Regions from separate parts of the Homo sapiens genome. Here region 2 is linked to region 1. Evidence: read pairs that join two places in POLR2A ChIA-PET (ENCODE). Cell type or tissue: Caco-2. All regions are shown on one strand.

Region 1 (2,500 bases):
CCAGGGATGCCAAAATATTGGACACCACTGCTCTAGTGGAAAAAGCTCAGAACTGGTGACAGGTTCTAGTCTGTCACCAATTATCATGTGGCCTTCTGTCTGACCATTATTTCATCTATATGATGAAGAAACTGAAATAGTTGATTAGCTCTCAATCTGGCACCTTGAAACCTTCCAGAGTCCTCAAAGTTGGTAAGAGTGGGGATGAGCTACTTTTAACATACCAGAAAACTTACTGTAAATAATCTATTCACCTGGGCTAGGTACAAGCCAACAAAAATGCCAAGCCACGGTAATGTTCACTATCTCACATAGATGGCCTTTTTTTTTTTTTTTTGAGATGGAGCCTTGCTCTGTCGCCCAGGCTGGAGTGCAGTGGCGCGACCTCGGCTCACTGCTGCAAGCTCCACCTCCCGGGTTCACGCCATTTTCCTGCCTCAACCTCCCAAGTAGCTGGGACTACAGGTGCCCGCCACCACGCCCAGCTATTTTTTTGTATTTTTAGTAGAGATGGGGTTTCACCATGTTGGTCAGGATGGTCTTGATCTCTTGACCTCGTGATCCACCCACCTCGGTCTCCCAAAGTGCTGGGATTACAGGCGTGAGCCACTGCACCTGGCTAAGATTGCCTTTTTTTTTTTTAAACTTGGGAAACAAACTTATCTTCATAAACGTAGATTTCTTTTTTGAAACAGGGTCTTGCTTTGTTGCCCAGGCTGGAGTGCAGTGGCATGATCCTAGCTCAACGCAGCCTCAATCTCCCAGGCCAAGCAATCCCCCCGCCTCAGCCTCCAGAGTAACTGGGACCACAGGTGCATGCCACCAAACCTGGCTAATTTTTCAGTTTTTTGTAAAGACAGGGTCTCACTATGGTGTCCAGGCTGTTTTCGAACTCCTAGGCTCAAATGATCCTCCCACCTTGGTCTCCCAAAGTGCTGGGATTACAGGTGTGAGCCACCACTCCTGGTCTAGATTTCCTGATTAGTCAAAAATCTTATAAATTTTGGAGTCTCTGGAGAGACTGGTAAAAAACCAGGCCACTGTCCAATTTCCTACATCTATTTCCAAAGCTGCCTCCGCTGTTTAGGCTTTGAAACAAAATAGGAGATTGGTGCCCAATGGCCACCAGGGGGCGACTGGAGCCCTTATGTGATAGACAACCTCGCCCACCAGGCTGGGTTTCCGCACACTCTTTAAAGCCAGGGCGGAAACAAGCTCACCAGAGGCTAGCCCCAGCCTTCACAAGCTGGCATGTGGCGGGCAGGCAGCAGACAGTCGGGGCACAGGAAGGGGAGGAGAGCCCAACAAGGAGTTCAGATTTCTAGCTAAACAAGAGAAGGATTCAGGAACTGCCAAAAACTTAAACAGAAACTTTTCCTTTGGGATCCTTCGTTCTTAGAAGTTGGGGGGAAAAGACCCTGCCAACCTCTTCCAAATGGAAATTTTTCTTTTAATTCCCTCTCCATCCCCATGAAGGCCTCCTTGTCCCTGGCAAAAGCAAACAGAAGGTCACATGCTTCACAAAGTCATCATCATAACTGGAATCAGAGAAGGGATGATTTGTTTTAGCTTTAAGTTGTTGATTCATGCACGTTCCTGAAGTTTTTTTAAATAACATCTTCCAACTAAAAGGAGCCTAAAATAAACACTGCCTTTGTGTAGCTGACCTGCTAGCAGCTTTAAAGCCAAACCTGAAGTCTACTGACCAAAGAAGAAAGAGGAAAGGAAAAGGAGCACCCAAGGAGAAGAGAGGGCAGGGGCAGGGAGCCAGATGTGGGGCGCCTCACCCAGAGCACCAGGGTATTCATTAGGCGATCGATACTCGTTCTTTTGAACTTTGTTCTGCCGCTGTTTTGCATCAGCTTAGTGTCGGGACCTGGAAAAGAATGGGAAGGGCTGGGAAAGCCAAATAACACATCTGCCTCTGGGCTTCTGCCCTGATCCCCAGACTGCAGGACACCAGGGTGGAATAGAGATACTGGCTAGATAAGAAGCCTGTATACACAGCTGGAGGTTTTTTACCTTAGGTATTCTCCCACCTCATCCCATACTCCTGAGTGAGGGCTGGCTGAGTCACTCTTACCCTTCTTTCTTTGGATGCTAGGAGGCTCACCTGCAAAGATGACCAGCCCGAAGCACCACTCGGTGTTTCGCAGCACACAGCCCCGCAGCAGCATGTTCTGGTTGCTCAGAGGGAACTTATTTTCCTTCCAGTAGAGGGTTCCGCTGAATTTGTCCAGTTTGTTGTTGGGAGGTTCACAGATCACTTCACCTGAACAGGAGACAAGAATTCCACTGCTTAAGGTCCAGTCTACAGCCTAACCACAAGACAATAAAACAAAGAGAAAATGAGCTGAGCGAAGAGGATGCAAGGGCAAGGGCCCATCCATATGCTGCTGGGAGGAGTGTGAGCTGATGCAACTCTTCAGGAAAATAATGAAGCAGGCCGGGCGCGGCAGCTCATGCCTGTAATCCCAGCACTTTGGGAGGCTAAGGCGGG
Region 2 (2,500 bases), 530 kb after region 1:
GGAGGCAAATGATGAGGGCAGCCAGGCCCACGTGGATGCCCACCACAACCCCAGGCAGTGGGCTGCTCTCACCCTGGCTGCAAGAGCACCCAGTCTTGGACTCTGTGGACACTGTGCCATCTGTCAGAGAGAGGACCAGGGTTGGAGGTGAAGCCCAGCCCTCTTCCTGAAGACTGGCAGCCATGGGTCCTATCAGAGGGGCCTGCTCTGACCCCAGCCCTACTACCCTCCTACCAGACCCCACTTACCAGGAGTGGCCAGGGGCACATCACACAATGAGACACAGCGGGCACTGCTATTTCCATCCCCATTGCCATTGAACGCCTGCAGCTTGATGTCATAGAGAGCAGCCGGTTCTGCCGGGAGCAGGGGAATGTGAAGGGGACGGGCATTTCTGGGCCAGGAAGCTCAGTACCTGGGGCAAGATCACACTGAGAAAGGCAGGCCTTGAGTGGCACAGGAAGGTTCAGAGCCTCACCCAGGTCTGTGTAGAGGAAGGAGCTGACACTGCTGGCCAGGAGCAGAGGCCCCTGAAAATGGGCAGCAGGCAGCTTGCGGTGAAAGTTTGAAGCCTTGGATGGGCCCCAGCTGGGGTGGCAGCTCCCAGGAGGCCTGCACAGAGGTGGCATTCAGCACTTTGGTGGAGAAGCCCAGGGCAGCAGGGGCTGCAGAGGAAAACAAGCAAACTAGTTGGCAGTCCCTGCCCACCTGAGGCCAGGGACTTCCCAGGGCTGGAGAGGCTGTCACTCACTGCTGCCCATGGTGGAGGCAAAGATGGGAGCAGAGTCCTGACTGGCACCCTCTGCTGAGTAGGCCCGCAAATGGATGGTGTAGGCTGTGGCAGGCTCCAGGTTGGAGAAGACGTGCTCAGAAGTGCCTTTGCTTATGGCCTCTTGGAGCTCCGGGCCAGATGGCTCTGAGGAGCAAAGCAGCATCTTCTCACTAGCCACGTCCCCACACCTTCACAAACTGGGGACGAAGCCCCTCTTGGTGCCTGGCTGGGCCAGCCAAGCCTCCAAGGAGAGCAGGGAAGGGAGCTACAGAAGTTGGAGCTAAGCTGAGAAAGGATGAGGATGAGGATGAGGAAAGGGCCTAGAGTCAAGCTGAAAAGCAGTAAGGAAGCACCAAAAGACCATGTACAGAGGCAGCCAGCCCAGAGAACCACAGGCCCAGAGGCCTGGGAAGAATCCAGAAGGGTCTGGGGTCATGGAGGAGACTGGGGCTCAGAGAGTGAGAGGGACTCACCCAGGACATCAGCAGTCAGGAGCAGAGATGGGCTGGTGCCAGGGACTCCTGGCCCCTGGCCCTGCTCTGAGGTCAAAGCCCTCTCCACCCACCCACACCCACCTCCCACAGGCCGGAGGTGCAGCACGTAGCCAATGATGTCCCTGCTGGAGGGGGGGGTGGCTCCCAGGACACTCGAATGGCAGAAGTAGAGAGAGCCATGGCATGCAGGCCCCTGGGGACGGGGTGGCTCTGGGCCCCCTGTCACAACCAGGCGGGCACTGGCCTGGTTGGAGCCCGTGCTGTTCTCTGCCACGCATTGATAGATGGCCTCATCCTCAACTGAAACCCCTGCCAGCATCAGCGTACTAGAGAAAGACAAACTCAGCTACTGGGAGCCCTTTCCCACCAAGACTTAGTGGAGTGGCCCTAGAGGAGGAGGCTGTGTGGGGACATTACCTGTAATGGAGCAGTCAGGGCAGAGCCTCCTGGGGGAGGGGGGAATTGCTGGAAGTAGAAGGTAACTTGCTGGGGGTTTGTGGATGGGTGTGGATTTTTGAGATTTAGGTAGTGAGTGTTGCATGTAGGTGGGGGTGGACGCCCAGGGTGGGTAGGGGGACCTACCATTGCCAGTGGGCAGTGGGGAGTGGTGAGACACGAGTACCTATTGTTGTGAGTCAGCCTGATGTTATTCCCAGGACTCAACACCTTCCCATTCTTCAGCCAGACCAGACGGGACTCAGGGACGCCCTGGGCCACGCAGGTGAAGATGGCACTGCTGCCCGGAGGCTTGGACAAGGACTGTGGCCACTGGACAAACTCGGGGAGCTGGGCAGGCAATAGCATGGAGGAAGGTGCCGTGAGACCCAGCCTCTTGCCTCCTGCCCTGGACCCTCTCCAGATCCAGGCTCCTGTCAGGGAGCTGGGGTGCTCCAGCACTCTCCCCACCCAGTTGGGCCCTTGGGGCTCACCCTGCACGAGCAGGACGCCCTGCGCTGTGCGCCGGACATGGGTGCCTGGCCGATTGGCGGCGCAGACATAGACACCTGAGTGCTGGACTGAGACGTCGGAGATCATGAGATTCCCTGTGTCCAGAATGTCCAGAACTTGGATGCCCTCTACGCCGATGGAGCGGCCATCTGCAAGAAGGCGTTGGGGGGTCAGGCTGGGATAGGACGAGGGAACAGGGCTCTGAGAGACAGCAAGGGGGTGGGGGGCGGCTGCGCACCCAGGCGGCTCCAGGAGACAAGCGGCCAAGGGTGACTGGTGGCAATGC

The links. ChIA-PET counts read pairs that join two places held together with the same protein. Peaks named below come from ENCODE experiments on the same cell type or tissue, not always from the same donor. Only the 100,000 strongest peaks of a DNase experiment are listed, where the experiment ranks them.
Region 2: POLR2A ChIA-PET joins it to region 1 with 10 read pairs; 2 of 35 experiments call an interaction of 5 or more read pairs at or near these places.

The regions. Positions count from the first base shown.
Region 1 is chr1:154,333,879-154,336,378 of GRCh38, reverse strand. ATP8B2 (ATPase phospholipid transporting 8B2) reads right to left here. Exons shown (of 28, transcript NM_001370597.1): 10 at 2,114-2,272; 11 at 1,788-1,876. Among named protein-coding and RNA genes, the nearest start is that of ATP8B2, 9.6 kb to the right of the region's middle. In Caco-2, a CTCF peak has its summit at 1,143 (motif pointing right); DNase peaks (open chromatin) are centred at 1,158 and 1,920.
Region 2 is chr1:153,799,573-153,802,072 of GRCh38, reverse strand. LOC124904425 (a long non-coding RNA gene) reads right to left here and starts at 552. Exons shown (of 4, transcript XR_007066633.1): 1 at 479-552; 2 at 249-356; 3 at 1-120. In Caco-2, no CTCF peak of the experiment used is centred here; no DNase peak of the experiment used is centred here.